Linked DNA regions of Homo sapiens: region 1 is linked to region 2. A link is an interaction called in ENCODE POLR2A ChIA-PET data of the cell type or tissue named here. Cell type or tissue: Caco-2. All regions are shown on one strand. Each heading gives the region's core, and the rest is flanking DNA. Links, peaks and the distances in the headings are about the cores only.

Region 1 (16,004 bases), core at 4,158-9,157, 100 kb after region 2:
AAGACTCTTTGGAATTTATCTGGAGATTCCACCTTCTCTGTATTTCTAATCAGTCTCAATGGCTTTTTCTATAATAGAGTTTTATGTTCTAGTCATTAATCATTTTAATTTTTAAAATAGATAACATTTGAAATACTACTTCCCCTTTCCTAAGCTTCTTTCGGACAGCACTGAGTAAGTAAAGCCTTAACTATGCCCTCTGGTTGAAAAAAAAAAAAAACCCACACATAAACCTGTTATGTTTCAGACTTTATGATCTGAGCATAAAAAGAGCTGAGCCTTTGATTCATATTCTATTCCATCACGAGTACAGCGGTACTGAAGGGATTTGCATGTTTAAAGGAGTGTTCAGAACAACCCATATAATGAATTCTCAAGGGTCTTCGCAGAGGAATTGCTATTCATCTCCACCATTGATGTCTGTGGCGGGGTCTGTGTTCTCTGGGGACGTTGAGTGGATGCCAGTGCTCAGCAGCAGCCAGTCATAAGGCATCTGGGTAGAGGCCTCCATCTTGCTTGGACTTGGGAGGGTAGAGAGGGTAGGTTGAATGGCTTGCAGGCTGCACCAGCTGGTGGACAGGTGGTGTGTGCAGGTGTTGAGAGATAGGTAATGAGGTTGGTTCCTTCCCTTAAACAATTTATTACGGAGCACCCCCTTTCCTAGGAGTCCAAAACCCAGAGGGATCCAATTTCCTGCTTTTAAGCTGGAAATTGCATGGATCACCACATTTTCTTGTGAGAAAAAATGTGAAGGCAACTGGCCTGGGAAGGAAATCTCTGGCCACCAGATTGGTAGGAAATTCTACATTACAATGTTCTAAGGTCTGTCTTTATTAAAACTGCAGCATATCCCAAGTACCTGGAAGGGTTATGGTTGAGTTTACTTAAAATTTGACAAGAAAAGGTGAAGGCACACCAGTCCTGCACGTTGAAAGCTCTGTTTCTCAAAGGGTTGTGTGAGAAGGAGCTGGGACTGGGCTGGGAAAAAACTCAGCTTTGCTTTAGCTTGGTCTTACTCATCAACACCACCTTTTCCTTGCAACTGTGTCAACACAGTGGGCAGGACCTTCTCTGTTAGTCACTACCTTTGATGTCTGGGGAGCTCTGCTTCCCTATCCCCAAGGGTCTCTTATCAGCCCCCTACCAGGCATTCTTTTTCCTCAGGATTCTGTTAGTAATTGCTCCTCCCTGAGACTTCTCATCCAGCCTAACAGGTGGTCTAAACCAATGGTATTCACTGGTTGAAGAGAGAAATTGATGGATAGTAGTGGGAAAAAACATGACCTTTAGACTCAAGACCTTGATTTGAGTCTGATTCTGTCACTTATGAGCTGAGTAGCATTGGGCAGGTACTTAACCTCCCTAGGCCTCAGTTTCCTCATCTTCCTCAAACAAGATCATGCTTTCTCCTTCCTCCAGGCATCATGGAGATTAGATCTGCAATGCACGTGATGGTGACTCAGAGTGGGCCTGCTGTAGATATTAATTAGTACCCAGAACACTCAATATGGTTTCTCTGTATGTTGGCAATTGCAGGGTGTAGAGTAGCTAGATGGATCTTCACTTGATTTGGAAGTGGTCTGACTTACATCACATGCTGTGTGGTGCCTGAGAAGCTCCCTTAGGGAGGATCATGAAACAGATGTCATCCATGGCAGCTGCAGGCCTTGCCTTTAAACTCCCAAGCACTCACCTGTGCAGCCAGGTGCCTACTCCAGGAGGAGAAAAGGGTGCCAAGGGTGTATTTCTTTTGAGGGTGGTTATTGTTTCCTCCAGTAAAACTGGATCCTTAACTAGTTGTTATGTCATCAACAGCATCATTATATGAAGGAAAATCCTAACATTTTAAGTTGATATCTTAGAGGGCAATCATATTCTCCCACAGAAAATTCCGAGTTACAGAGAAGACCAATTGTTCTAACTCAAGGCAAGCACTTTTTTTTTTTTTTTTTTTTTTTTAGTGGTTATTTCTAAAGAAAGAGAAACAAGCTTACTCTAGGCATTCTCCTTCTCAACAGCTTGGGAAAGACATTGGACATAGACTCAAATGACCCAGCTTTGCCCCAGCTCTGTCTCTTGGGAGCTGGGTGACTCTGAGTCAATTGGTTAATTTTACTGAGCCTCAGAAGCTTAACCTTTTAAAATAGAGTGAACACATCCAGTTGTCCAGAGACTGTGAAGGTGGCATGAGATCAGTGGAGGGTAGGAGCTTTGCCAGGCTTTGGTTGTCCCACAGCTTGGGGGACATGGACATAGGGAAGTGCATGCTGAACAGGTCTCAGAATTCATCTCAAAAACCATAAACCTTACTGGGCATGGAAAGGGTTTGGTTCTTCCCAGGGGTTTGGTTCTTGCAGAGATACACATTTGTTGATGATGAATAGGAGAGCAAATTTTTATTATTGAAAATATTGAACCGGTGCCTTTGTCACCTCATCAGTCATATTCTCTTTCAACCCATCCACTGTGAAAGTGAAAGGGAATCCGTGAGGGACAGGTTGAGGAGTTTTTCCTAGATCCGTGCATTAGTGCCCAGGAGCCACCCGAAGGTCTTATTACACATTCTGAATCAGAAGGTCTGGAGTGAGGAGGGGAGAGCTGAGAGTCAGCATTTTTTACAAGCCCCCAGGTGATGCTAATCTCCTATTCCAAGGGCCACTCTTTGAGAGTCTAAGGCTAAGAACAAAATGCCTTTGACCTACTTTGAGGTTTAGTTTTCTCCTTCTTGAGCCCACAGCAGAGAAATAATCCTAAAACCAGGTTTTGGGGAAAGAGAAAAAAAAATTTAAACTCCCAAATCCTCCCTTACATCTCCAGAATGAGGATTGACAGACTCAGACCCTAGAGGTTTTCCATGAGCCATGACAAGGGGAGGTTACAGGAGGCCATGTGAAAGCACTGCAGGCAACAAGAAGCAGATAGGAATATCTTCCTGATTTTTGAGAGAAGGGCCAGAGGAAGAAGGAGAGGAGTAGTTGGGGCCCAGGCTAGCTTTCCTTAGGGCCGATCTCAGGAAGAGGGAGGGTGGGGAAACACCTAGGAGGTATTTTGTGAGACTCAAGAGACACTTGAACACATGCTCCTGTTTCCCTCCCCAGCACGACCCCCCAACACGGCAGCTCTACAACGGCAAGGACGGGCATGGGTTTGGGATGCGGGGTTTTGACACTGTGTGTTGTCTTCTTCACCTCCTCCATGGTGAGGAAGAGAGCCGGGCATTGCTATGGGCGTTGTGGGGGTGAGTGCAGTCCCTGAGGGATGAGGCCATCGTGCCTGCTGTGGGTTGGATCCTCAGTCCCCCTAAGGTGAAAGGGAGCCATGTGTGTGGACTCTCCCCCCAACAGTCCTGATCCAGGCCCATGCTCAACAGACTCTTCAGCAAAAGGAACTCACATAGTTGTCCCCAAAGAACCAGGCAGAACCGGCACTCTGCAGCGGCACCAGAGGATATTGTCTCGACCAGGGGAGGGGAGATGCTCTTTACCTGGGAGCCACAAATACAGGAGCTCTGCATAGGGACCAGGCCTCCCCTAACACCTGAAGGGACATTAAGCATTTCCTGGAGGCACCTTGAAGAGGCACAGGAAGGATAAACAGCTATAGTGGAAGGTGGCTTTAGAATAGATAGCCTAAGAGGCTGACTGATGTGGCTTACACGGAGGAGGCTGTTTCTCTCCACAAGCCAGCTTGCGCAGCTTCCCCCAGTCATTACAGGGAAAAAAGTGGGAGGAACTTCAAAGCTGAGTCCAATTATAGGAAATAAAGAAGTCATTTTTTTCTTGGCACACGGGAACAGTGGTGTGGAATGTCAGTCCTGCTATAGTACCATTTAATCAATACACAAAACTAAATCTTACCACACTAAAATAAAACTGTTTAATTCATATGCTTTATACTATGCATTTTACCTAATAACCATGACAGTAAATGAGATATTTTATCATCTTTTAAGATTGAACATTGTGTTACACATATTTCCATATATTGTCTAGATTTCTTATTCTTTATTTTGTTATATTCAACCTTGTTAACATTTAGTGTGAAAAATGGCAAACGTGTTTATGTGTGAATGTGTATATACATTTTGTATGTAATATATATGCTGTTATGTGCTTAGTTGTGTCCACCTAAAATTTATATGTTAAAGTCCTAACCCCCAGTACCCAAGAAGGTGACTGTATTTGGAGATAGATAGGATCTTCAAAGAGGTAACTAAGTTTAAATGAGGTCATTTAATGGATGGGGCCTATTTAATATTAGGATGCAGACACACACAGAGAGAAGAACGTGTAAGATGTCCATCTGCAAGACAAGGAGAGAGGCTTCAGGAGAAAGCAACCCTGCTCACACTTTGATCACAGACTTGTGGCCTCCAGAATGGTAAGAAAATACATTTCTGTTGTTTAAGCCTCCCAGGCTATGGTACTTTGTTATGGCAGCCCTAGCAATTGAATACAGAGAGTAATATACCTATTAGACATACATGTCAATGTTCCCTTTACAGGAAATGATGAACTCAGCAGTAATTTAATAAGAGATGACTTAGAATTGTAAATTCTTGCCCACTCATATGATGAATATTTATTGGGGACCCTCTGTGGATGAGCTGTGGCACACATGATCTGCTCCCTCACATGTACACCTATAAATTCACCCAACACATGGTGATTTGGGTTGCTAGATGAGAGTCAAGCAAATTGCTTTTGAGAGAGGAGGCTCAGTGAAGTGGCATTTAAGCTGGGTTTGGATGGGAGAGACAGAAGAACATCCCATTTGGGAGGAATGCATGAGAAATAATATGGAGCAAAGATGTAGACATGTTCTGGAAATAGTGACTGGATAGTAGGGTGGGAATATGGACAGATCATAAGGGGAGGGTGAGAGATGGCCAGGGAGGTCAGGGACTGGCCATATTGTGCTGGACCTTGAAAGCCAGGCCCAAAATCCTGTTTCTTTTTTAACAGGGAATGACGAGTAACAGAATTTTTCAAAGCTGGGAAGTCACATGATTAAAGTGGTAGATTAACCTGCTAGAAACATCTAGAATGTAGAGCGAGGGTGCACTAGAAATAGGAAAACAGATGGACTTTGCAGTAATCCAGATGCAAGGCAACTGAGAAGAGGGCAGGAACGGGAGGCATCCAGGAGCCGGAGAAAAGAGGATGCTCGGGACCTGGCAGCTTCCTTTTCATCTCTAGGTAAATTAAATACTTTCCCACAGTTTGGTGCCCTTCATGGTGCTGCTACCTGCCAGGCTTGAGAGAGTGAGAAGCTGGAGGTCTCTGCCTTTTCTGTGGCTGCCCAGGACAAACCTCATTGGTTCTGCTGAATGAGCATCATTAGCGTATTTATACTAGAACTCAGTTCCAGATAGCAGCATTTGAGAATCAAGATAAGAGAGTGTTATTTTCAGTGGGAAATCAGTGGGCCAGTGGAAGAGCTAGAATAGTGAGTGACAATTGTCTTGCTGGTTACTCTCAGCATTGGCACAGGGGTGTGGTGTTGGGCTAACTTAATTTGCACTCAAATACTTTGTCCTCCCACTGGCTGAAGTTCCACTGCACAGAGATTATGCTTTGGGTCATGTGGCTCTCGTGAGGTGAATGTCCTTTATGAAGAACGAGAACTAAGACTCTCTAGGACCGGCTGGGATAAGGCCTTGGACGTGGTGTCTATCTGGTTCTAGCCCCTTGAGATGGAGCCATCTATTCCACATTAGCCTGTTCAAACAGGGCCTCCAGCATGCTGTCTTGGATTTACTCTAAAATTCTAATCTCTTGATGAAGATTTTGGTGGCTACAAATTGCTGCTCTTCCTCTGGGCACTGGAATGGATGGGTGTCCTGGTTTGGATTTTCTAGCTCAGCCCTAAAGAGGAAGAAGATTTCTGCTAAAGAAGAATGCTTTGCCTGGAGTTTCTGGTGCTGGCAATTGGCTTGGGCCCACTCTTGAACTAATAGGTTCAACTTTATCCCCTGGCCACAGGTATAAACTCAAGAGTGAACTCTTTATGCCATGTAAGCCACACAGGCTGCAGGTATTAGAAAAAGAGCTGCAGTACTCTTCTGAAAAGTCATCTCTGCTCTCCCTTCCTGAAGGTGGTGGAAGAAACTTGTAATCATGAGAGCTGCTGGGATCCATTTGCAACCCTGCATGATGCTGACCACACAGAAAGAAGACGAGAAAAACAGAATCCAGAGGCCTTGACATTCTTACTGGGCCCCAGTATCAAAAACTCAAAATCTTCCCTACCTCTGGACTTCCAGTTATGTGATCCCTGAAAGGCATCCACGTGTGGCCTTTCCCAGTAAGGCTTTAGTTAGGTTAGCTAAAATGTTAGCAAAGTCTAATCTTATTGGCAGAAAAAAAATTGCCTTTTACTATGTTTGTACCTTTCAAAGACCTCATAGCCCAGCAGACTTCATAAATGCTGGTGAATTTCTTTCAAACCATTGTCAAATAAAACCTCCCATCTCCAATTAGCATAATGTCTCCATTCTGAAAGTCCAGGAGGCTTCTTTATTTTTTTGTTCTAAAGATATCTATACCAGGATTGCAACAATTATGAGGACTACTAACAAGAAAAACTCCTGAAACTTTTGAGAATGGGATTTGCATTTGCAAAATGATTTGCAACCAGACCTGCCAGGTAGCACTTCACGGAAATCAAAAAATGGGTTTTGAATATCGAGATTATATTTTTTGGCATCCAAATTCGTAGTAAAATCACCTTTCTAGCTGTCTGCAGTAGATGTGACTAAACTCTCAGAATAGCTTCCACAAGTGCTGAATACTTTTGATAAAAGTCGATGTAGCTGGAACACAGTCACATTTGATTGACTTACCTTAATTCTCTAAATCAGCTTATTGCCCAAACAGCTCCTCAATTCGGGTGTCCCCATGCTGCGGCCACCTTCTCTAGTTGCCAGAGCCCGCTTCTCCACCCTAAATAACTGCGACTGCGGCAGAGGCATTTGGGTTGGTTTAAGACGGCAGTATATCCCTCTGTTTCTTCATTCAGGATTTCTTTCCTTCAAAGGAGACTTTGTGTTTCCCAAGTTTCCTTCTTCTGCTTGTATGAATCTAAAATGAATCTGAACTAAAAGTACTTGTTGAGTGGTTATGCTCCCAACTGTAATTTGGAGTCAAGGTATGAATATTTTATACTCAAAGAGTCACTGAAGATTTGTAGGAGGCTTTTAAAAATAAAATGAATACACTCATTTTGTTGGCTCAGGTAGACTATAGCTGGGGGAAAACAAAAATACAGGATGAGCCCTCAATCATGAGTCTTTAAAAAATGAATCAGGATTTGTGTTTTGGGATAATCAGGAGTCCCTGTGGTGAGTACACAGTGTCCTTTGGAGGAAAGAAATACCAGCCTGAAGGAGAACCGGGAAACAAAAACAAAAGCCACCCAAATGCTCCAATCTCGTTTTAAACCAACCCAAATTCCAGAGGTGCAGTTTCAGAAGGGAGCTCTTCATACCCTGGCAGAAATTAGGTGTCAAGCTAGAGAGCCAGTATTCAGATGCCTGTGGCTTCCTTTCACTGCAAAAATAGATTTAAAAAATAATCCAGTCTTTGGCATATTTTCTCCGAGACGGAGAGACCTGAGTAGCCCCTTTGCTTTCGCTGTATGTTTGTGTTGCACTGAGCTGAGGGCTTTGTGAGCTCATAGGCTACTTCAAAAGCTGTTGAAAACAGTCAAAACAGAAACTGAATACATGTGAATTAAGCATTTCCTTTTTTATATAAATCTGTGAGTCTTTTTTTTTAAAATAACATCTATTGGTTTATATGGAGGGACCCCGTTAAGCAATTTTCACTGGATGCAGTTTCAGCTTGAAAGAACAAAAAGTAGAAGAAAAGTGTCTAGGCTCTTTTAACCTTCAAGCATGGCCACACTTAGGAGGATGATCACCTGAGAATCATAAGTTCTTTCCTGAAGACTCTGTAGAAGGACATTTGGATTACAAATCATTTTTGACGTTCATCAAGTACTCAAATATATGTTTTAATTGTGCCTGATGCACATTGCTTCTTTTATAATGCACTAATCTTACTCTAAGCAAAGTATGTAGCAATTTTGAGATAAGGAAGAAAGTTTCTGAGCTTTCATGAGGTGGCTGTCAAGATCATGACCACCTGTGGGGTGCTGGGTACATTACCCTTGAGAAGATGCTCTGAAATGACATTGTTTCTTCTTTTCATTTATCGCAAAGGGTTTCATTCTTTATTTATTTATTTTTTTTAGTTGGAGTATCACTCTGTTGCCCAGGCTGAAGTGCAGTGGTATGATCATAGCTCACTGCAGCCTCAAACTCCTGGCCTCAATTGATCCTCCCACCTCAGCCTCCTGAGTTGCTGGGAATACAAGCTCATGCCACCATGCCGGGGTAATTTTTTTTTTTCTGGTGGCGGAGGGACAGGGTCTTGCTATGTTGCCCAGGCTGGTCTCAAACTGCTGGTCTTTAGTTACCCTTCACCCTTACCATCACAAAGTATTGAGATTGCAGATGTGGGCCACAGCACCTGACCAAGGGCTTCATTCTTAATGTCTACCTTCTGTCCTGGATTCTGGATCCTTTGAATAGATTCCACCTGTGAGAAGCTTGAAAACATCAGATGTATGCAAATTAAAACCCTAGGTACTAATTTTACCTATTAAATTGGCAAAAATTCTAAAATTTGTTAACATGCAGTATTGGCCAAAGTTTCACTAAAAAATATGCCCTTGTAGCGGTATGGGAATAAAATCAGTACAGCTTTTATGGACAGATTGGTAGCCCATGCTTTGTCCCCACAATTCTGCTTCTAGTTCTTCATCCTGCAACTGTAGAAGTGAACAAAGATTTACATGTCACATTTATTGTCATAGTGAAAACATGGAAACATCATGCTAATCAGCAGGAGACTAGTTACATAAAGCATACTCATACAAAGGAATTTTAGCAGCCATGAAAAAGGATGACTAATTACAATGCGCAGGCACTGAGGGGTCTCCAAGACACAGTGTCACGAGAAAAGCAAAGGGCAGATATAGTTTATTCCTCTTTGTAGACAAAGGCACACATATGCTTAGATACATGCAGAAAATTTCCTGGAGGATAGAGAATAAATGATAACAACTGGTAATCTTTCAGGTGTGGAACTGACAACCTGAGGGGAGAGGAGGAAGAATTTGCTTTTTATTTTATAAACTTTTGTATGACTTTGTTTAAAAAAAATCATATTTGTATATTATATTATTATAATCAGGGTTGTTTATTTATTTATTCATTTAAAATGGAGTCTTGTTCTATCACCCAGGCTAGAGCGTGGTGGCACAATCTCAGCTCACTGCAAACTCCCCCTCCCGGGTTTAAGTGTTTCTCTTGCCTCAGCCTCCCAAGTAGCTGGGATTGTGGGCGGGCTCCACCATGCCTGTCTAATTTTTGTATTTTTAGTAGACATGGGGTTTCACCATGTTGGCCGGGCTGGTCTGGAACTCCTGACCTCAAGTAGGCCACCCCCCTCAGCCTCCCAAAGTGCTGGGATTACAGGTGTGAGCCACTGCACCCAGCCTAATTTTTCTTTGTAATAAGCAAAAAAATCCATCTGTGGCCGTGACTCTACATTTCCTGAATTAATCCACACTACTGGATTAGTGTGGTAAACAAGAGTTTACCACCTGGCCACCTCAGTCTCTCTGACAATCTCTTAAGCACGAGTGAGAAGTCTTAATTCTTAGCATTCCTGTGCTCAGGTCTTTCCTGTCATATCAAAAACATTACGTTATGTTCTATGAAACCCCCTGGGCTCCAGACCTCTTCCCTCCCCGTAATGCTTTCCTGGTTCTCTGAACGCTTTAGCAGTTGTATCAACCTTCGTGAATGCCATCGTATTCGTTTTCTATTGCTGTATAACAAATTGCCATAAGCTCAGAGGCTTGAAACACACACATTTTTTTTTTTTTTTATATCATGGTTTCTGTGGTCAGGAATCCTGGCACAGCTTAGTAGGCCCTCTACCTCAGGACCCACAACATGCCGAGTTCCAGGTGTTGTCTGGGGCTGGGATCTCATTGTAAGGCTCAGCCAGGGGAGGATCCACTTCCAAGCTCATGAGGCTGTTAGCAGAATTCAGTTCCTTGCCTTCTGTTGAATTGAGGGCCTCAGTCTCTAGCTGGGTTCTAGCTGGGCAAGGCCATCTCAGTTCCCTTCCACATGGGCCTACCAACATGGCCCCCAACATATCCCTTGCTAATTTACCAACACCAGCAAAGCAGAGAGTTGACCAGCAAGACCGATGTTCCAATTGTATATAATCTTGTGTGATTCATCTACCAGTTAGAAGCAAGTCACGAGTCTCACCCACACTCAAGGGGAGAGGATTATGTAAGGGCATAAATACCAGGAGGTGGGATAATTGGGGGGTCACCTTAGAATCAGCCATAGTCATGAAAGTTGTATGACATTCGGGTAGCCTAAAAGGAATGCCATCAGGAAAGTCTAATAATCGTGAATGATTTTCCCTAAGGGTCTCCTCATCTCGTCACTTATTTAGAACTTCCCTGGGGTCTTTCCAGACCACTCTTCACCCACCCTGTGCTTATTCCTCTATCTCCTTTTCTTCTGGGCTTCATGTGATAATGCCAACCTGTGTTGAAAGATTAATTCAAGCCTTTCCTCCTTGTGTCCTTTGCCTGTATCCTGAGGGTTATGGGAAGTGGCTTGGGAGCAAGGAGAGGTGGGATTACATGGCAACCAGTGGGCTCCTTCTGGATCTGGTTCCTGGCCCAAGTGTTACCTTCCTGCCACCCAGGCTCAGCTTGCCTACTGCAACCCTGCACTGCTACTCACTCTGTGTTATGTTTCTTTTCTTTTCTTATAAGAGTAATCACCCTCTTAAGTTCCCTGGTGAACTTCTCTGGGTAGGTGGGTCTGGAACCCAATGGATGTTCCACAGAACGTTACTGAATGCTTTTACTATGACAGGGAAGACCATCTCCCTCTGAAGTTTATTTTCTTGTTTTTATCTGCTTTCCCTCTAGAGGGTTAAGATGAAGCGGTCTTTTTTTTTCCTGGTCCACTGCAATATTTCCAGGACCTGAATGGCTCCTAGCACATGGTAAACATCTAATAAGTATGTGTGAAGTAAATAATTGGATTAGTCATTGAGTACTCAATGTGTCCTGTGAATCCAGTAGGTGGAGGAAGCACCATTGCTGCCATGGTTCTAAGGGTCATTTCTCACAACTATTTCTTAGGTAGCTGTATAGCTATGAACCTAAACCCCTTGCAATCCTAGTGTTACTGACTTTTGTCTTGCTAATATCTAAGCATTCCTTATCCTCCCTCTCTTCTCACTAACCATTGAGGATTACAATGGCTAGACTAAGACATACTCCAGGAAATCAGCCCACAGGGTGTGATGGGACCCTGGAAGTGGCTTCCCATCTTCTGTCTCTGCATTGGTCAGTGGCTAGAAATGTCTGGCTGTAACTAAGAAATAGCTACAAAATTTGGAGCCTGACAACTGCCCCTGTTTACTTGCATATTTGTTGCCACAGAGGGCATAATTATAGACAGAGATTGAGAATGGCAGTAATGATGTGTCAGCCTCATAAGGTGCTCAGGGTGTGTCAGGCTGTGAACACTGTGCTTCGTCTGTGGCAGTGTCTCCCTTAATCCTCACACCAGCCCTTCCTGGATGGGAGGTGGGGGTGGTTCCCACTGAGGCATCACTAATTCTAAAAACAACTACCTGGTCAAATGTAAATGCAAATTCTAAGCCAGCTTATTAGGCGAATGTCAGTGAAAATAATTTTAATAGCATTCTTGCATTAGGAAGAAGCCTTAATGAAAACACAATTTTAACATAATTAGATTGAAATAGTTCAGCACTGCATACATAATCTGAAATGATCTTACTTAAGTTCACCTAGCACATTGACAAGTCACCGTTGTAAGCTTTTAAGAAATGGATTTCTAATATTTGATTTTTCTTAGTGTTTATTCAAAATTTAATTTTACCATTAAAATTTGCATTATATGGCTCATTAAGGCAACACCTTTCTCATTACTGTAACAAGAAGACACGTTCAAACAAAGGCACTTCAGAGTGCTTGGGCCTTTCTGAAGGTCCACACCTCACAGGCCTTCTTTGAGCTGGCCAGTGTTTCTTGCTCTTAGTCACAGATATCTTCTCTCACATTGATAAGAATGGACATTTTCTGTCAAATTTTAAGTCGTTAAAAAATAGCCTACATTTTCATTGACCTCCTTCTTTTTAGAGTCTATTTCTGAAAACCAATGCTTTCTTTCAGTAGCGTGTCCCTGCTATCTCCTCTTCACTGTTTGTGGGTAGGGAGTGAGGGTAGGAGTGGGGATGACAGTCTGCTAGAAGCCCTTCAAAAGAAGGGGAGGACAACACTGCCCAGCGCCATCACCACACAGATTGTCCCATAGTGCTGGGAGACAGGGATGGCAAGTTCACAGCAGGAATATTTTTTCCACTGTACTGGTATGTGCCAAATGTTTATGTAGAGGGGGTAATTAGGTGCTGTTTTTGGTGAACGAAGCACCCCATGGGCTTGGTGGGGTCTTGGAGACAGCACGTGCTGTGTGCTAGAACAACCTGCAGTGAGAGATGACACAGGCTTGCATCTGGTTGTCCCACTTCTGGATTGTGTCACTTTGGGCTACTTTCTTCACTTTGTTAAACTCCAATTTCCTTATATATGAATTGAGGGTAAAGGGAAGTGATAAGTTCCCAAGGTCTTTGGAGGCTTACTATTTAATGAACACATTCTTACATAGTACCCTCTTTGACAGGAGGTAAGAAGTCAAGTTGTAGTATTTCCAGCCTCACCCTCAGGATATCCCACCAATTTCTAAGGTAGACCAGTGTCTCCCTAGGACTCGTACAAAGCTGGGAATCTGACAGCAAGGAAGAGGCATGGGGACATTGCCCGATGTGTAGAAAACCACCATGTCTGCCACAACATGCAACACCAGAAGAGAGAAGAAGAACCCATGTGGAGAGAAACCTCATCCAAGGAACTGAAGAAAATCCCCATAGTGAGCCCTCCTGGCTGCTTCTTCCTCGCTTGTGCTTAAGACAACTCCTGTTTTTCGTTCCACCCACCCACTGCCCAATCTTCCTTTTTTCCCAATGTTCATTTTTACTAAATGTCATCTCCACTCATGCAGGGGCTTAGACCCCAAACCCAAGTTTTATTCTTACTTTCTTACTTTCCCACATAGTCAGTGTCCAATCCACGAGCAAGAGTTGTTGACACAAACCTCAAACACCTCTCATCCCCTCCACTGATGCCCTAATGGTCCAAACCATCTATTATCTCTTTGTAGTTCTTGGGACCACTGGAGCTGCTAAGTAAACATTCTTCTTCTTCTATGCTTTGCCCCTAACCCACGGCAGACAGGAATCTTTAAAAATGTAAATCTGATCATATCACTTCCATCCTTAAAGCTCTCCAATAGTGTCCCATTGAACAAAATGAAATCTCTGCAGAAATAAACCTCTGGAGAAATATAGATTGACTACAATCCTCAGCCCCTAAATTATACTGCAGAGGGGAGGATGCTTAGGATTCAGATAAAATGGGAAGGAAGTCAGTGACAGTGTAGTCACCGTAAGCCAGAGGTAGAAAGTCCAGTCAGAACCACTCACTCATAAGCATGCTGAAAAGTGGAAAAGCAACTATGCAAATAAACTTCAGCAAAAAAGAAGAGACATAGTGTGCTCTGTCCATTAGGATGATTCCAGCTGCAACTATCAGAACATCTTGCAAGAAACGTCTGAGACAAACAGGGATTTTTTCCCTCATATAACAAGTCTGGAGGTGGGGAGCTGATTGATCTCAGTGCTCTGGGTCAGCAGCTGTGCGGTTCTCTCAGAACTGGCCTCCTGATCACTAAATGACTTCAGTAGCTTAGTGCATCGCATCCCCACCGCACAGTCACTGGAAGGGGTAGGGGCAATGCGGGGCTGTTCTCCTCTGCTCACTTCCTATTCTCTCACTGCAGAGAATCAGTCCTTCCCAGAATCTTCCCAGCAGAGCTCAGAATTTGCCTTAAGTCACTTTGGCCAGGACTGTGTCACAAATCACTACAGCCCACTGGTCTGGCACATCTTATCTGAGATCAAGGATCTCCCCTCAAGGCCTGAATAAGGTTGGGGTTCTGTAAGTAAAAAAGGGGGGAATATTGCCCAAATAAGTGGGCAACCACAATGGCTGCACCATGTGCAGAAAAGGGAGAGGAAGAAGCCAGACTGGAAAAGGCATAATGCAGGAAGCAGAAGAAAGTTCCCCACCAGCGAAGGCTTCATTTCGTGTTATCGAGGCGCTAATGAAGGACATGAACTAAGGAAGAAGACGGAGTCACTCAATAACTTAATGCAATGTGTGATTCTAGACTGGCTCCTGGACAGAAAAAGGACGTTGGTGAGGCAAGTGGTAAGATTGGAGTAGATCCAAAGGCTGGTTCACAGGGCTGTGTTACTCTTAATTTTCTGGTTTTGATACTTGCACTGTGATTATATAAGATATTAACTTTTGAGGAAGCTGGGTGCAAGACATATGAAAGAAAATTCTTCGTACTATTTTTGTAACCTTTTCATAAGTCTGAAATTATTTCAAAGTGAAAATTAAAAAATAAAAAAACTCAAAAACAAGAAATTGAAAAAATTGTATGAAATAAGTTTTTTTTAAGCTAAGAGCATAAATTGAGAAACTACTTCTATCCATAACTTGTACATATAGCAGGAATTACCAAGAATATACCTAACAGGGCTAAAAGCTGTGTAAGTGACCCAGAAAAAGCCTGAGATAATGACAATTAACTATAATTAGACAATTAATGGAAACATCATAGATATAGAAGACAAATAACTTATGTTTAAACACTTTGTTTGCTTATGTCCTCATTTTTCACAGCCAGAGTCAGATATTGTCAAAAGTTGAAATGTATCCTCAGTAATAATGACTACAATCTTATAAAGGTTTTTTTTCTTTCCTTTTCTTTCTTTCTTTGTTTCCTTCTCTTTCTTTTTTCAGATGGGGTCTTGCTATGTTGCCCAGGCTAGAGTGCAGAGCTATTCTCCAACATGATCATAGCACACTGCAGTCTCAAACTCCTGGCCTCAAACGATCCTTCTGCCTCAACCTCCTGAGCAGTTGAAACTACAGGTGCACTGCACCACGCGAAACTTTCATAAAGGTTTTTTTTTTTTTCTTTTTGAGACAGAATCTCGCTCTGTCACACAGGCTAGGGTACAGTGGCGTGATCTCCACTCAGTGCGACCTTTGCCTCCTGGGATCAAGTGATCATCACCTCAGGCTCCCAGGTAGCTGGGACTACAAGCCAGCACCAACATGCCTGGCTAATTTTTTGTATTTTTTGTAGAGACAAGGCTTGCCATGTTGCCCAGGCTTGTCTCAACTTCCTGAGCTCGAGCAATCCATCCACCTTGGCTTCCCAAAGTGCTGCGATTAGAAGTGTGAAGTCACTGCACCTAGTCTTATAAAGGTTTTTATACTCATTTTATTTTAACTTTAAAGAATTGTTTAGAAATGATTACTTCCTGCAGCGGGAAAATATTATCTGATTTCTAGCGATTTATCATGTTTTACTTCAACATCTTTTTCTTTTGTTAAAGTAAAAATACTTTAGTTAATTTAATTGAAACGGTATAAATACGGTGATGCTATGTTCTGAGGTCATCTGTGTATCTCTATCTAGTTGTCGTTCTGTTTGTCTGCCTATTTATCTATCTTTCTGTCTGTCTATATGCAAAGATGGATGTTTTAGATAGTATTTACCAACCTCTAACACTGGTTGTTTCAGTTTACATAATTTTGGGCGATTTCTGTTGCTTTCTTTATACTGCTTTGAATTTTAAAAATTCAGAAATTTTCAAGGGAGCATGTGTTTTATTATTTTAAAAACGTAAAAGAACAGATGGATTTAAAAAACAACACAACTTACATAGATTGAG
Region 2 (16,004 bases), core at 7,333-12,332:
CATTCAACTCATCCATGCCCCCGTAGCAAGGGAAGCCTCAGGTCACTGGTTTTCAGAGTGTCTTAGGAGATGATGATACCTGCACCAGCAGCACCAACATTCCCTAGGAACTTGTTAGTAAGGCATATGGTCAGGTCCACCCCCGACCTTCTCATTCGGAAACTCCTGCAGTGGGCCTTGGACTCTATTTCCACAAGCCCTCTGGGAGATGCTGAGGGCTGCTAAGACCTAAGAATGCCTGGTGTTCCAGGGGACCCCACTTTAAGGCCCTCTGCCTCCTCTGCTTCCCCACTGTTCTCAGTTCTGTACATTTTTTACCATATTCATGAGATGTAGATGGTATTAATGTTAAAATACCATATCGAGTTAATAACAGCTTTTCAGAATGGAATGGGGAATTATCTTACATCTCAAATGAAAAAAATTATAAAAATATAAAATACAGGCATCTGGAAAACACAGAAACACAGGCATTTGAGATGCCCCATACCTGACTCTAACAACACTGAGGCTTTTGAAATGGAGATTCCTTCTCTGTCTCACAGGAAGGTATTTCTTTTCCGGTATCCTCTCTGAACCAATCTGGAGCATGAGAGCAGAGCAGAGTGAAGAGAGCTGTTCCTACCATGGAGTGGCATAGAACTGCAGGGAGTCCAGTGTTCTCAGCATGATAAGGAGGGGATGCTGGGAAAAGTGCAGGCCCTCCAACTCACCAGGCCACCTGCAAGCTGTGCCTGCCTGCACTGCACAGGCCCATGCACCTCTCAAGGGGCGAATGCTCACCCCTGGGTTTTAGAAAGGTGTCTGTCTACACAATGGCTTTAAATACAAACCAGATGCTTCTCCTGCTGCTCAAGTTCAGCTGAGTAGCCATTTATCCACCCTGGCTCTGAAAGTAACACAGGCTCCTTGGATCCACGGAGAACAGCAATGTTAGTCTCTGTGGGGCCCTTTTAATGGAAATTTTAAGGACAAATTTGACAACACAGGTGTTGTAGGTTGGGTTCCTTAAGAAGGAGACATTGAGGTGGAACCAAGCAAGGTCTTTATTTGGGAGGGGAATGGATCTACACCTATGAGAGGGAAGAGAAAGAAAAGGATGAGCCCTAGCGGGCACCATGGGGAGTTCTGGACCTGGATTGACCTTTAGGGTTGTTCTCATTTGGGGTAAGGAGGCCAAGCCTTTATACCTCAGTGTTGCTCAGGGACTGGGCATGAGATGACCCTGGAGGGATGAACCAGTACCCAGCACAATGGAGTTGCCTTGTCTGTGGACTTTGAGACGAACTCTGACAGAACAGGGGCCCCTTACCTCAGTATTGTGATCTCCAGTTATGATTTTGAACAGGCTATGAAAAAATTATCTGATTTTCTATTCTTATTGAAAAAAAAGTCAGCAGAAAAGACTTTAGCTTAAAAAAAAGCACAAATTATGCTTTTGTGTCTTTTGTTGTAGTTACTTTCTCCACAAAAAGACTTATTTTTTAGGGATACTAATTTTCTACCCCAGCAGTCAAATGGAGGAGAAATTCTCATTCCTATCTTACTCTGTTGATAGAACAGTACTTCAGACTGAAGACACACATTATGGATAATTTCAGGCCATATCCAGATGTGAAAGTTAATCTGGGATGGGCTTGAGGGGTATTTGTTAGCCATTTAGGACCCCTATAGTCAACCTAAAAATATTAACCCATTCATATCAACACCAAAGTGCAAACAGCCTAGGTGTGCATCAACAGGTAAAGGGAGAAACTGTGGTTGCTCCCCTCCATACAATGGTAAACTAGGCAGCAATGAAAAAGAATGAGCATAAGATATATACAGCCATATGGATGAATCTCAAAAGCACACTGAATGAAAGTAACCAGACTCACAGACTGCATAGTGTATGATTCCATTTATGTAAATTTCTAAAACAGAGAAAACTCATCTATGGTGGAAAATTAAAGAATAGTTTTCCTCAGAAAGGGGAGTGCACAAGAAGACCGACTGTGAAGAGGCAGGACCAAACTTTCTGGGGTGATAGAAATCCTCTATTGTGACAAGAATTTGGGTTAAACAGGTGTCTACATTTGTCAAAACTCAGCAAATAGTTAATGTAAGGTTAGCGCATTTTGCTGTATGTAAGTTTTAACTTAAAAATGGAAACAAATTTTAACTCTAGTTAATAATAAAGTACATGCTGAATTGTTTAGGGATGACATGCACAGATGTGTACAACTTCCTCTGAAATGCATCAGAAAGGAAGATGGATGGGTAGAGGGATGTGTCAGAAAGGAAGTGTGGGGGGATGTTAACGATTATCAGGGTTATGAGTGATCACTGAATAATTCATTCAACTTTCTTGTGTTTGAAATGTTTCATAATATAGTGCCAGGGAAACATCATTCAAGATAAATTTACCCCCTTCCAATCCTGAGCTACCCTCTCCCACTTGGTGATCACAGCCCCTGAGTGTTGACGGCCAAAAGACTTCTCTTCCACACAAGGCTCTTTGAAGGCTATTACATAAGTGAAGGGAGAATTTCATGAATATTTTGGTGAAAGGAGAATTTCATGAATATTTTGGAAGTATATAATAAAATGACATGTTTGGTTTGCACCACAGTCAAGTTTTCCATCTGTTTTGAATGTGTTGTGTTACTCCCTCAATCTCGATTGTTGGGAGACCCAATACAGACAGTGAGGTTCTTCCCTAACATCTGGGCACGTAGCATGTTCACCCCTCTGCTTGCAGTGATGAGAATGCTTAGTGGACTATGTTCTATGTCTGTGTTCCATGATCTGAATAAAACATGGACTATGTTCCATGTTCTGAATTGAAACAATCCTTGTTGTTCTAAATGAGTGGCCAAGAAACTGGCTCATTCTACAGTACAGGCTCTATGGAATGACCTCAAAGTTGCTCACTGTTTAGCCCCAGTGGTAACTTATCGGACATCTCCATTCTTCAGTTCTATGAGATGGTGGTTTGAACACATACTTGACAACAGCTTCCACTGTGGACCAGGGAGTGGAGCCCAGGAGCCAAGGGCCTGGAGAAACAAAGGAACCTGCACCCAGTATCGCAGAACTGGCGCTAGTTCGTTGGTTGCCAGAGATGCTGTAGGAGTAAATTCTGGGGGATACTCATCGGGGCAAGTGATTTTAGAGTAAGATCAGGGCTAGGAATGCCTTAAATACAGATTTATAAAAGCAAAAAGGAAAGAGAAGAGAAAACAGAGATCTCAGCATCTTTGGAAAGCTCAACAGGGAAGAATGGAGAAGAGAGTAATAGCCAGCTATCCCAGCACAATTTATTGAATAGTGAGAGCTTTCCCCATTGCTTGATTTCATTGACTTAGTCAAAGATCAGATGGTTGTAGGTGGAAGCTTTATTTCTGAGTTTTCTGTTCTATTCCATGTGTCTGCCTTTGTACTGGTACCATGCTGTTTTGGTTACCTAGCCTTATAGCACAGTTTGAAGTCCAGTAGTGTGATGCCTTCGGTTTTGTTCTTCCGGTTTAGGGTTGCTTTGGCTATCTGGACTATTTTTTTTTTGTTTCATATGAATTTTAGAATAGTTTTTTTTTCTAATTCTGTGACAAAGGACATCTGTAGTTTGATAGGAATAGTGTTGAATCTGTAAATTGCTTTGGGCAGTATGGCCATTTTAATTATATTGATTCCTCCAACCCATGAGGATGGAATGTTTTTCTATATTTGTGTCATCTAGGATTTCTTTCATCAATGTTTTGTAGTTCTCCTTGTAGAACTAAAACAGAGCCGCCATTCAACCCAGCAATCCCATTACTAGGTATATACCCAAAGGAAAGTAAATTATTCTACCAAAGAGATACATGCATGTGCATATTCATTGCCATACTATTTACAATGGCAAAGACATGGAATTAACCCAGATGCCCACCAATGCTGTACTAGATAAAGAAAACGTAGTAATATACACCATGGAATACTACACAGCCATAAAAAAGAATGAAATCATGCCCTTTGCAGCAACATGGATGTATATGGAGGCCATAATCCTAAAACATTAATGCAGGAACTGAAAACCAAATACCAAATACCACACGTTCTCACTTATCAGCAGGAGCTAAACATTGGGCACACATAGACATAAATATGGGAAGAAGAGACACTGTGGACTATGAAGTGGGGAGGGTGGGAAGGGAGCAGATTTGAGAAACAACCTACTGGGGGCTATGCTCACTATGTGAGCGATGGGATCTATACCCCAAACCTCAGCAACATCCAATATACCTATGTAACAGACATGCACATGTATCTCCAGGTATCTAAAGTAAAAGTTGAATTAAAAAAAAATATGTATATGAAAGTTTCTTGTAAATTATAAAGAAACTTTTAATCTATTCTACGATTTTTAGTTTTTTAATGAACACAGAGTGATGATTCTGTTTAGAATGATAAGGAATGAATATTCTAACCATTGTAATAAAATGAATTCCAGAGTGAGGAAAAGAAAGCAAAACTGCAGATAAAAGGAGACTATTGTATTTATTAAGCTCTTATTGGTGCCAAGCACTACTTTACAAACTGTATATTGAATTCTTAATGTTCACAAAAACTCTATAAAATAAGAGTTATGATTGCCTTCATTTGACAGAAACTGAGGCTCACAGAGACTAGAACACCATCACAGAGCCACCATTCGAGTTGAGAGGAGGGTAAGTCCTCCAGGCCACCCCACACATCAGCTCTGCAGACCTCTCTGAGCCTCAGCCCCTCATCCGGACAGCGGTGCTCATGACAGCAGCTGAACAGGGGTGCTGTGAGGATTCAGTGAGATTAGGTGATGGATGAGAATGTGTTTTGGAAAGTCTCTATTATCATTATTTTACCCATCTGTCCTAGAGAAGAGAGATTGCTCTTTCACCGGCTGATAGAGTGTCACCCACACGAGCTGGCAGAAGTGCTCTCTGCCAAAGGGCATGCTGGATGGAGTGGCAGTGCAGCCTCAGACTCTCTCGCTGGCATGAGCGATGGTTCTACAGGCAGATGGTGCTGGGAATGAATTGCTGAGAGGGTCTGCCAGAAACAGCTGCCTGCAAACACAGTCCCCCTCCCAGCTGGTCTTCTAGACACACGTGTTCCCTTAGGCTGCAGGAAGTACCAATGATGATGCTTCACAACCTTGCTCACGTTCAGAGTGAGGTCGCTCTGGGTAATGTGATGGGCCACCACCCTCTTGATTACAGCAGCTGCCTCTCCCACGTGCCTCTTTGTCCTCACTTAGAAAGTGGGTGGTGTGCATAGGGACAAGGGACAACACGGGTTGCTTGGGGCACACCTGCTTCAGAGCTTGTTTGCAGACCTCCTCATCCCCACCTCCACCAGGGATCAGGAGTGCTGTGTGCTCAGCAGATGTTTTGCCAATGCCGTTTTCACAGGCAATGCTTTTTTCTTTCCTTTTAAAATGTAATATATTGAGGACCCCCAAACAGCTGTCTGATGGGTTCCTTGTCTATTAGAGCACATTTCCTCTGCAAACAACAGCTTGCATCTGGAGCTGCCCTCAGACCTGATACCTTCCCACCACGCCCCATACCTTGATTCCTCCCTTGCCAAAAGTTTTCCCAGAAGAGCAACACAGGAAATAAAGTTGAAGACGCATTGCTGATGGTGACCAAGTTCTGCAGCCTCTTGTAGCACTGGGGCGAACTTCATGAAGCCCCGGCTGACCCAGTGGGGAGCCTCTGCTTTTCCCACCACAAAGTGATCCTGGCGCCTGAGCATCATCCTTGTGCCACTGAACGAAAGTGAGAGAAATTCTAGGAAACTGGAGCCACCCTCTGCAGCTCGGGTGGCCTCGCTTTAACATCTTTGTCCTGTGCCTATAGTTGTCCTTAATACCCACCACACTCTGCTTGTCTCTCAAGGTTTGGCATGAAAATGTTTCCTCTGCAAGGGGTCAGAGGGGTTAGTAGGGTGAGACAGCACAGGATACCCAGACAGGGAAGAAGAGGAGGACTGTAGAGAAGCTGAGAAGGTACGGAGACAGGATGGCCAGGGGCTCCAAACCATTCACTTCACAATTGGACCAACTCTTTTTATATCATCCATGAAATGGCTTCCATTTGCCTCCTGTGCCATGGAACCTTCTCTCCGTTCCCTTTTCAGAGTCTTCTCTCCATCACTAACCATCACACTTGGAGCCTGGACCTCGATGCTCCCTACTTAGGGTCCATCATCCCAAGAGGCTAGGACTCAGGCCCCACCAGCCTTGGCTATTGGCTTGAGCTTGAGGGCTTGGGCTCAAGACAATCAACTCAGTCCAAGGTCAGCTTTCTTTCACTTGCATGAATGCTATCATTTTCTATTTTGCAATGGGAATTGTGAGAAAAATGTGAGCAAGACTGTAATAATGCATGCTCAACAGAGGAAAGCCAATTCCAAGCTCATGCTCTATAAATGGGGAGACTATATTGTTGTTTTAGTATACACCAGACAGAACACAGCAATTGATGTCATGTTTTACCTGGTGGAGCACTGGGCTTTGAGTCAGGACACATTGGTTTGAGTTCCAGCTTTGCTGGCAGCCAGCTGTGTGTCTTGGGAAAGTCCCTGGCCTTTTCTCTTTAACTAAAACATAATAGGCATGATCATCAAGGCCACCTACTTACACATCAAAGTCAATCTTCACAGCAAGCTGGGAAGTAGGTGTCTATGGTTCAGATGTGGAAACCAAGGGCACAAAGTAGGGGAGTAGAGGAGTGGGATGTTGAGGGACCTGCCATTCTGAAGGGAAACTTCTGTAGCCACAGCCCCAGAAGAGCTCTGATTTGTCTCCCAATAGAAACCACTTGCTCAGCCACAGGTCATTGACTTCAAGCTGTCTCCTTCCCCAGCAGCCCTCAAGGTGCTCTGCCCATCCAAGGTGCCACGAGACACATGGCAGTGGCTTAGCATTACTCCCCAGATGCACCCTTGCTCTGTGTGCCATCCTGCTTTACTGGACCCTGCCTCGTGTTCTCACCTCTCCTCCCAGCTCCTCTCAGCAGTGGCCCTGGCCTCCATGCCAGCTCTCCTATCTGGGCTCAGCAGTTCTCCTGGTTCAACAAATCTGTGTTGCTTGTGCTGTGTCAGCTTGGTTTACCCAAGAGTTTTATTTCCCAGAATCCCTACCCCTGCAAGAACCTGGGTTAGAGTTGACCAAAAGAAGAATTACTTGAGGTTTGGGCTACAGAGGCAAAGCAGTGTCCATCACCCTCTGAAGGCTGTTGAGTAGGCCTGGCACAAGGATGGATGGACGCAGAAGTGCCTGGTGGGGCTCAACGGGTCCTCGCTGTCCTCTGTTCAGTGTCCAGCTCATTCTCTGCAGGCTCAGCCCAGCTGGCCGGGAACCAGACACCCAGAGCTGCACAGAGGAAATGGCTTCCCGCAGACTTTTGCCAAACTCCCTCACGGCCCCTCTGCCAGGGCAGGTCCTCTCAGATTCACTGGTAGATGACGCTTCTCTGATCTTCCAACTCCCCTTTCCAAATCTCCACTCTCCCAGCTATTCCCACAGAGTGGAAGGTCCGATTCCAATCACACAATCCCGCTCCTGGAGCATTCCCTGGCTCCCTGCTTCCTGCACAGTGGAACATCCCTGGGGGGCCCTCACTGCTGCTTCCCAGAACCAGGAAATGGAAAGCGAGTGAACATTATGGCAGACCGTGGCTACAAAAGATAATGCTGTACTGCCGCAGCATTTTTAACATAGAAATCTTCCTTTGAGTTACCTGTCAATTTTCTTAAATGCAGGAAGAAGCCTTTCCGGAGGCTGGCAGAGACATTTCTTAGCATTTTATTTTCTGAAACCTTCATGGAGATCCACCATGACAAAACAGGGCTGATGGCCGGAGCCTGAGTCAGCAACTCCCAGAGCAGGGTTATGATTTCTCACACCTCCGGGGGGGTCCATCGAGGTTGCAAAATTCTAAAACAGTAATTCTTGTAAAATCACTCTAACCATAAGGAGTTGGGAAGAGAGACGGCCAATGGGAAATGAAGAAAGAGTGGCGGCAAAATCAAACAATGAAACAGCCATCACCCCAGGGAGGTAGGAGTGGAGCTGATGAGAAGAACGGTGGGCCCCTCTCTATAGGCGGAGCTAATGCAGCGCTCAGGGGCTGGGTGGCCAGCGAGCCCAACCTGCTGCAGCTGTAACAATAGTGTGTCCAGTGACAGATGGCCTCCAGCGCTCCTCGGTGACAGTGACGTTACCTGGAGCACTGGGAAGGACCGGCACTGAGGGGCCTTGAGGAGCAGCAATCAGTGAACAGGAAGGAATTAAAGTGTCTCCTACCAGCAGAGAAGATAAGCATTTTATAGGGGACAGGCTGAACAAGAGGTTTTTTTTATCACTTGTCCCTGAAGAACAAAGAAGTCATTCTTTTCCTTTGTGGTGGGGTGGGTGAGGGTGTGGGGAGAGTGAGGAAATGTCTACTCTATTCAGGACACCTAGGCAGCTTTTGAAATCCCCACTGAAATTAACAACCAACGTTCATCCTGTACCTGCTTTGGGTAATGTCTGGGGAGAGAGACTTACCCGAAAATTCGCCCTGTGTGGCTCATGGGATGGAACCAGAAGTTCCCCATCACAGGTGAGGTGTGAGTGATGCTGAGACCAGACAGGCATCAGCTTTGGAGCTTGCAGGGCCTGCTAAGGAGGTCAGACTTGGTTCCCAGGGGACCAGGCTCCGTCCAGAGCCTGTCCCCGCCATTTATGTGGGCAGGTTTGTGTTAGATGCCGGTTGGCTCTGAAGCAGTGCCACAATTATTTCACCCCAAGTTTAAAGGCACTAAATTGTACCTGAAGAACTCTAGGCCCATTGGAAGTGGCCTGGGAAGCGAAGGTCCAGTCACACACTCTTATGGAATGTCTCTCTCTACAGGGTCTGGCAGATTAGAGGTGATGGAGAGCAGGGGCCAGCGCTGGGGAGGGGAAGGTTGCAGACTCAAAGCAACATAGAAATGTCGGCACGCATCAGAGTTCTAGAGTGAGCCAGAGATTGTCTGGGAATTCAGCTTGGGTGAAAAGGTAGGAAATTTACATGTTGGTGACTGTAAAGGTCCAGTGCAGAATCTACTGGGCTGAGGCCTTGGGCCTGCCCTGTAAAGAGAGCCATGTGTCTAGTGCTCCAAGGCCACATGTGGCTAGTGGCTATCATACTGGACAGGCAGGCACAAAATGTTTCCATCACACAGAAAGTTCTGCTCAATGGCCTTGCCCCAGACACTGACATTTCCATCATGACAAGCCATATTAAACAAACAAGTGTTTGAAACCACCTCCCCATGCCCCCATTTTCGGTTGTTTTTCAATAAGCAGAGATGCAGAAACAGGGAATCCTGGAAGCGTTCTGGTATCTAGAAAGCCTCATTAATCAACCAGTTTTATCCCCAGGCCCCCTTACTCTCCCCGTCTCTCTTCCTTACCTGGCCCATGTATGTGTGTTCATGGTTTACATGTGCACGTGTGGGTGTGCACACCTGATACAGCAGTGTTCTCTTTCCTGCTGCCTCCTAAGCAGAATGAAACTGTCTCCATTAAACAAGCTAAACATTCTCATAATCTCCAGCGAGGACACCTCACCTAAGCCCTCTGGTGAGAGAGCCGTCCTGGACATGCCACACCGCCACGGTGCACCTAACATTGAGTAGCTGATGGTTCTTCCAGGGCTCTCCAGGTATTGTCTTTCCTGAATACAGTCAAGTTGCAGCTTGTGAATTCTAACGCCGGTACACAGGATACAAACATGGTTCAGAGTAACCCCTGAAAATCTCTAAAATTTCCCTACAAGGGAATGCTGTATTGTGTCTCAGGACGTGCAACCCTTCCCATTTCTCGGTGGCAGCTGGAAAATGGTTGTTCTTCCCATGAGCAGTGGCATGGTACTTGGCTGAAGTTCCACGATTCATTTGGCCAAAGAAACCCAGTATAATGACAGTTGATGCAACAAAATATTCATGCCAGGAGAAACAGGTAGGGTTCTGAACAAAACACAGGGCAGAGCTCACAGGTGGTACCTTCCCTAGTGGAGCAACGACCTGGCGCACGCAGGACGGGACCTCTCTCTCTCAGCATGGGTGCTGGAAGTGAAGTGCATGTGAAATGGGCACCACAGGGCTGCAGTGCCAGCCACCTATGCAGAAACACAATCAATCCCACCACCACATATGCCTGCACTGCGCTCACACATCTGCTTTCCAATGCCAAACCCCAAACAGGCCATAGCTGCCCAACCACTGGGCAGAATTTCCAGAGTCCAGACTGCTGGGCTGTCCAAGTGGGCAACATTTGAACTGCAGAGGCAGAGCCTGACCCGTAACTCCTTCCTGCCCCTTGCCAGGTAGAGAGTATCTCTCTCTGACAAAGCGGGCAATGCCACCCACAGTCTAAAAATGACAAGGTGCCCTTCGTCCCAGGTAACTGAAAATAAAAGTGTTATCAGGTAGGCACAGACAGGAAGCAAGGCAGGTATCAACAGTGCCAGGCTGAGTGTTCTGGGGCCAGGCACATGGTTGTGGGCATCCCTGGGTAAGAATGTCCAGCAATGCTATTTGATTTAAAGTTTCATTTTCCTGGTAACATGAGGAAAAGTGAGAGCCCTGGGAAAGATGATGGAGAATGGAGTTACTTCCACACTGATTTGTTGCAGCCTGGGGGCTCATTAGAAATGGATCCACACAGCTACATTACATGACCCTGAAAAACACGGGAGTTTTTAAAAAGCAGGTCATCTTTCTTTCTTTCTTTCTTTCTTTCTTTCTTTCTTTCTTTCTTTCTTTCTTTCTTTCTTTCTTTCTTTCTTTCTTTCTTTCTTTCTTCTTTCTTTCTTTCTTTCTTTCTTTCTTTCTTTCTTTCTTTTTTTTTTTTTTTTTTTTTGATGGAGTCTCGCTCTGTTGCCCAAGCTGGAGTGCAGTGGCGCGGTCTCGGCTCACTGCAAGCTCCGCCTCCCGGGTTCACGCCATTCTCCTGCCTCAGCCTCCAGAGTAGCTGGGACTACAGGCACCCGCCACCACACCCGGCTAATTTTTTTGTGTTTTTAGTAGAGACGGGGTTTCACCCCATGTTAGCCAGGATGGTCTCGATCTCCTGACCTCGTGATCCGCCCGCCTGGGCCTCCCAAAGTGCTGGGATTACAAGCGTGAGCCACCGCGCCCGGCCAAAAGCAGGTCATTTTTCTTAATGCTTCCTACTTAACGTGAAGATAAAGTATCAATATCAAATAAAATATTTTTATATTTTCATCAAGATATTTACTGTCTAGACCAGCTAGTGAGGACAGCTCAGGGATTGGATAATTTTCTGTTGATCTTGCTTTTCTAACGTGTTTCTGGGCCAGAAAACATTTGCTTAAAATATTGTCTATTATTTTTATATTCTAAAAATAATTTTGAAACTGGTAATACAATCAGCATGCACAGTCCACTAAGCTAGGGCACTCTGCTGATTCCGCCAGGTGGACATCTTGGTGTCAGCCTCCAAATACAACTTCACTCCCTTTTCCTGGACACTGAGGAAGACATTGAGATTCCAGACAGATTGTTCTTAAAAAGGTATCATTTGCAACTGCTCAGCTCTGTGGATCAAAATTTTATCCAGATTGTGCAACCAAAAAACTTTTTTACAAAAAAAATGTGTTGAAGTCGATATGATTTCCAAATTTCTAAGAGCCTCAACTTTTCTCTTTATATAATAAAAGCTATGTTTAGACATTCGCCATCAAACTGCCATATTATTCTCTTTGTAGGATAATTAAATGTTATAAATTTAAACTAAGGACGAGTATACTAGCTAGTTATTAAACTAATAAAATATCCCCTTTTGGGTTTTATAGATTCAGGTCTGTGCATAAAAATTTATTTGAAAATAAAATCACTTAAAAAATAAAAAAGCTTGAGAGCTTCAGGACCATAAGAACCGTCTACCTCTCCATTTTATAAAAGAAAAATGAGGCCCAAAGAGAGGAATCAGTAAGTCATAGATGAAGATATTAGCAAAGCCACAAGTGTTGAAAGTTCTCTAATACTATTTCTATTTTAGTCTCTGCTCTTCTGCCCTCAGGAAGCTCAGAGACAAGTTGGGATTTTAAAATCAGTTCTCTTGGCCAGGTGTGGTGGCTCACACTTGTAATTCCAGCACTGTGGGAGCCCAAGGCAGTGGAATCTCTTGAGACCAGGAGTTCAAGACCAGCCTGGTTAGTGAGACTTCATCTCTCCAAAAAATAAAATTAGCTGGGCATGACAGTGCATGCCTGTGGTCCCAGCTACTCGGGAGGCTGAGGCGGGAGGATTGCTTGAGGCCAGGAGGTCAAGGCTGCAGTGAGCTGTGCTCATGTCACTGCACTCCAGCCTGGGCAACAGAGCGAGTCCCTGTCTCTAAAATATAAAAATAATAAAAAGTTTAATAATACTAAATAAAATTACTTCTCAAGTAAAAAAATACAGAGAAGCTCTGTGGTATCGCTAACCACACACAAAAAAAATAAATAAAAATATAAACAATTTTAAAGGTCAAGTGAGCTCTTCCGTAGCAGCTCTTCAAATGGCATGTAGATTTCACTGGCCACAGCCCAGCTCCCCCAGCCTAAACCAGGCCCATAGCATACTTGAGCCACCCTGGGGATAGCTGCCCTGAGGGCTCAGAGTAAACAGGTAAACAGCTGTGCCATGCTTTTCAGTGCAAGGGACCTAGGTGAGCAGGCAGAGGTCAATGTCCACACCCCAGTTTCATCAACAACTCACTGGCCACCTAAGGTCACCCAAATGCCTTTTTATCTGAATCTACAAAAAAAAAAAAAAAGAGGCAGAATAGGCCATGATGGAAAAGGCCATACTCTTTCTGAATAGGAGAGAGAAGTGCCTGGGAATGATACAGGGAGAAGAGAGAGGGAATTGAAATAGCAGTCATGGCTAGTAAAGCTGCATGTATAAATGGTTCTTTGGTATCCTTTTAGAAATCTAGTACCTACTGGCGGCTATCTGCTTCCCCAGCATGTGAGCAGCTGCATGAGGCTCCAGCTCAGGTTAGTGGAGTCAGTAACCCCAGCCTGTGGGCAGCTCTGTGTCTGCAGGGACCTGTGCACCCTCAGCCCTGTGAGAGGCAGGAAGCGAAAACCACCTAAGCAGTAGAAGATACCTTTTAGACCTGTCTTGCTGAATTTCTACAACCACCAGGAGAGGAAAGCCGAACAGAAACTGCTGCGTGCTTTGCAGTTCGGAGAAGTAATGCACCTTACCTAAGGTTGTATAAATAGTAGATGATCAGACAGGACCAGCCCCAGCTCTTCCTTGTCCTGGCGTGTTCTTTCCCCTACACCTACCATTTCAGAAGAGGAAGCTCTAATTGACAAGGAGCTCTCAGCTTATCAACTTACTTCATTTATCTGTAGGCTAGAGAACTTGGGGACATATTATCAAAGAAGCAAAGAAGAAAAAAAATCAACAGAATAACTCCACATCCAAGAGGTCAGGTTTTCTCCGCTCTCCTCAACTTCTGTCTCTGTGGCCACCCGAGAGGGCTCCGGGCCCCTCTGGCACCTGCCTCCTTGGGTTTTCCTCTGCTCCTGTTTATGGGTTTTATCGAGAAGAGGACAGTGTGACAGTGCTTTGTGGTGCATTAATAAAGATAAGAGAGGCCACAGCTACTAAACAGAGTTTTCAGAACCCCTCCCCTGGTTTCCCTGGCTGCAGGCCTGCATGCACAGACACACAGAACCACCGATGTGGGAACTATTACTGCCCTCCGATTATTGTTATTGTAATGCCTATTCAGCCGCCCCTTTGTAAGTTCCTAGAGGGCGGGGACCATGTCTCGGGCTGCTTTTCATGAATTCATGCCTTCATGCTTCCATTCACTCACCCTACAAACATTTATTGAGTGCTACCATCACTACGCCCGCCTCAGTGCTGGGGACTCAGAAGATACATCACATCCTATCCCCAGCAGCACAGCCCAACCCTGGCTGCCAGTCCCAATTTGTTCTTTTAGGAATGGAACCCCCCAAATAGGGCACAGGCTGCAACATCTGCATCAGCCAGAAGGTCAGGAGGCAACAGGTGGTATCTTCTTCCTTCATCATCTTCTTTTCCTCCAAACTCCTACAACATGATCATATTTATTTCATAACAAAAACATCTAATAAATTCCACATTTTAAATCTACTATTTTAAACCTAAAATTCTTCTTTTCTCAAACTTGGCTTCCCATTTGAATTAGTAGGGGAATGTCAAAATACTGATGCCTGGGTCCCCACACACAGTGGATCTGATTTAGTTGGCTTGGGCATGGGGATTTTAATAAGCTCAGCAAGTGGCTCGAACTGTGGCCCAGGTTGAGAACCACCATTTCAACCCGAAACAGAGGAGAGGTTCTGGGCTCAGGAGCAGGAATTGCTCCTCCATTTGTTTGCAGATGTGCCAGTATATTCTGGACCCCAAGACTCTGAAGCTCCCTGGTCTAAGCCTATGTTGTCCACCTGCCTTCTGTACCGGAGATCTCACTTCACTCCTTGCCTTCCTGCCCACTCTTGGCCTTGGGTTGTGTCTCTTTGCCTGTGCACACAGAACACACCTCCGTGCTATGGTCCTGTTTAGGCTTCAGGACTCTGGCCCATCACAGGGCCTTTTGCCTAGAAAAGTGCTCTTTCTTCTGACTTCCCAGAGCCTGGCTGTCTCCACACCCTGGGCTCCAATGATCCTGCTCCTTCTCTGCCTGCAGTTGAGTCTTCTTTTCTTTTCCCTTCACTATGGGGTACACACCACTCCTCCTTCCTGGCCTGCTTGGCCTGGTGACAGCGATGCTTCTTAGGAAGGGGGACCTACTGAGGCACCCGCACCTGTGGCCATGTGGTAGCTTCTAGGAGATACCAGAGGGGACTGTGGAAGGACCCACAAATCATTCTCAACCAACACCAGAGGGTGCATATCCTTGTCCTTGAAGTTCAATTCAAAGGACATGTGGACAAAGATGACTCTTGGAAAATGCAAATAAACACCACAATGACACAACATTTCACATCCACTAGGATGACCGTGAGTTCATTGCTGTTGTTGTTTTAAGGGATATAAGTGTTGACAAGGATGCGGAGAAGCTGAAACCCTTTTACAATGGCTGGTAGGAAAGTAAAATGGTGCAGCTGTTGTGGGGAACGGCTTGGCAATACCTCAAAAAAATTGACATAGGATTACCATATGACCTAGAGACTTCTAGGTATACGCCCTAAAGAACTGAAAACAGAGACTCCAACAAATACATGCACATGCTGTTCACAGCAGCATTATTCACAAGTCAAAAGGCCAAAACAACTCAAATATAAAACTGAAGGAAATATTCATGAACATACACTGTATTCATATAACACGTATTTAATGTTAGAATACCTTACAAAACATATAACATACACCGAAATTGGAATTAAAGGATGAGATTAAAAACATGAAGAAACGTGTCTTTCCTAGAATCCCCAGTGGTGACCACCAATCTGCTCGAATGCTCCCACAGTGACTTCCCTTAGCCTGGAAATTTCAAGAGTTACAATCTGAAGAGATTCTTCCACTCCCACCTTTGCTTTAATTCCTGGCTTGAAAGAAAATTTAAATTTAAGGACAAACTTTCTTGTGCTGCTGTTTTTAAGGTGACCGTTTTGTTTCCCAAATTTCCTCTGGAAAAAGAACATTCCTTCAACAAGGTCTCTCTTTTCTAAGGAGAAAAGGATCAAATACAGACCCTCAAACCGAGGCTCTGGTGCTAGTTCGGGGAAACAGACACATGCACGGTAACCATTTCTAAACACAGAGCTGTTTTCAGCTTCATATTCCACAGATCTTGAAGTATTCACACATCTTATGCAGTATTTCCTTTTGGTTAAGCTTAGCCCCTTGGAAAGATTAAGAAAGTCGTGTCCTAAGAGTCCCGGGGAGGCCGAGATAACATAGTGAGTGGAGTCCAGCCTGAGGTCTCCTGTCTGCTAGGCAGGGATTTCAGGGTGAGT

The links. Peaks named below come from ENCODE experiments on the same cell type or tissue, not always from the same donor. Only the 100,000 strongest peaks of a DNase experiment are listed, where the experiment ranks them.
Region 1: POLR2A ChIA-PET joins it to region 2 with 12 read pairs; 3 of 35 experiments call an interaction of 5 or more read pairs at or near these places.

What each region holds. Positions count from the first base shown.
Region 1 is chr20:22,600,502-22,616,505 of GRCh38, forward strand. LNCNEF (lncRNA neighboring enhancer of FOXA2) reads right to left here and starts at 7,016. Exons shown (of 3, transcript NR_109883.1): 1 at 6,845-7,016. RefSeq lists an enhancer at 11,047-11,717. In Caco-2, for the core only: no CTCF peak of the experiment used is centred there; no DNase peak of the experiment used is centred there.
Region 2 is chr20:22,494,738-22,510,741 of GRCh38, forward strand. It overlaps LOC105372564 (a long non-coding RNA gene), which reads right to left. Exons shown (of 3, transcript XR_937341.3): 3 at 15,363-16,004. Among named protein-coding and RNA genes, the nearest start is that of LINC00261, 76 kb to the right of the region's middle. In Caco-2, for the core only: no CTCF peak of the experiment used is centred there; a DNase peak (open chromatin) is centred at 8,204.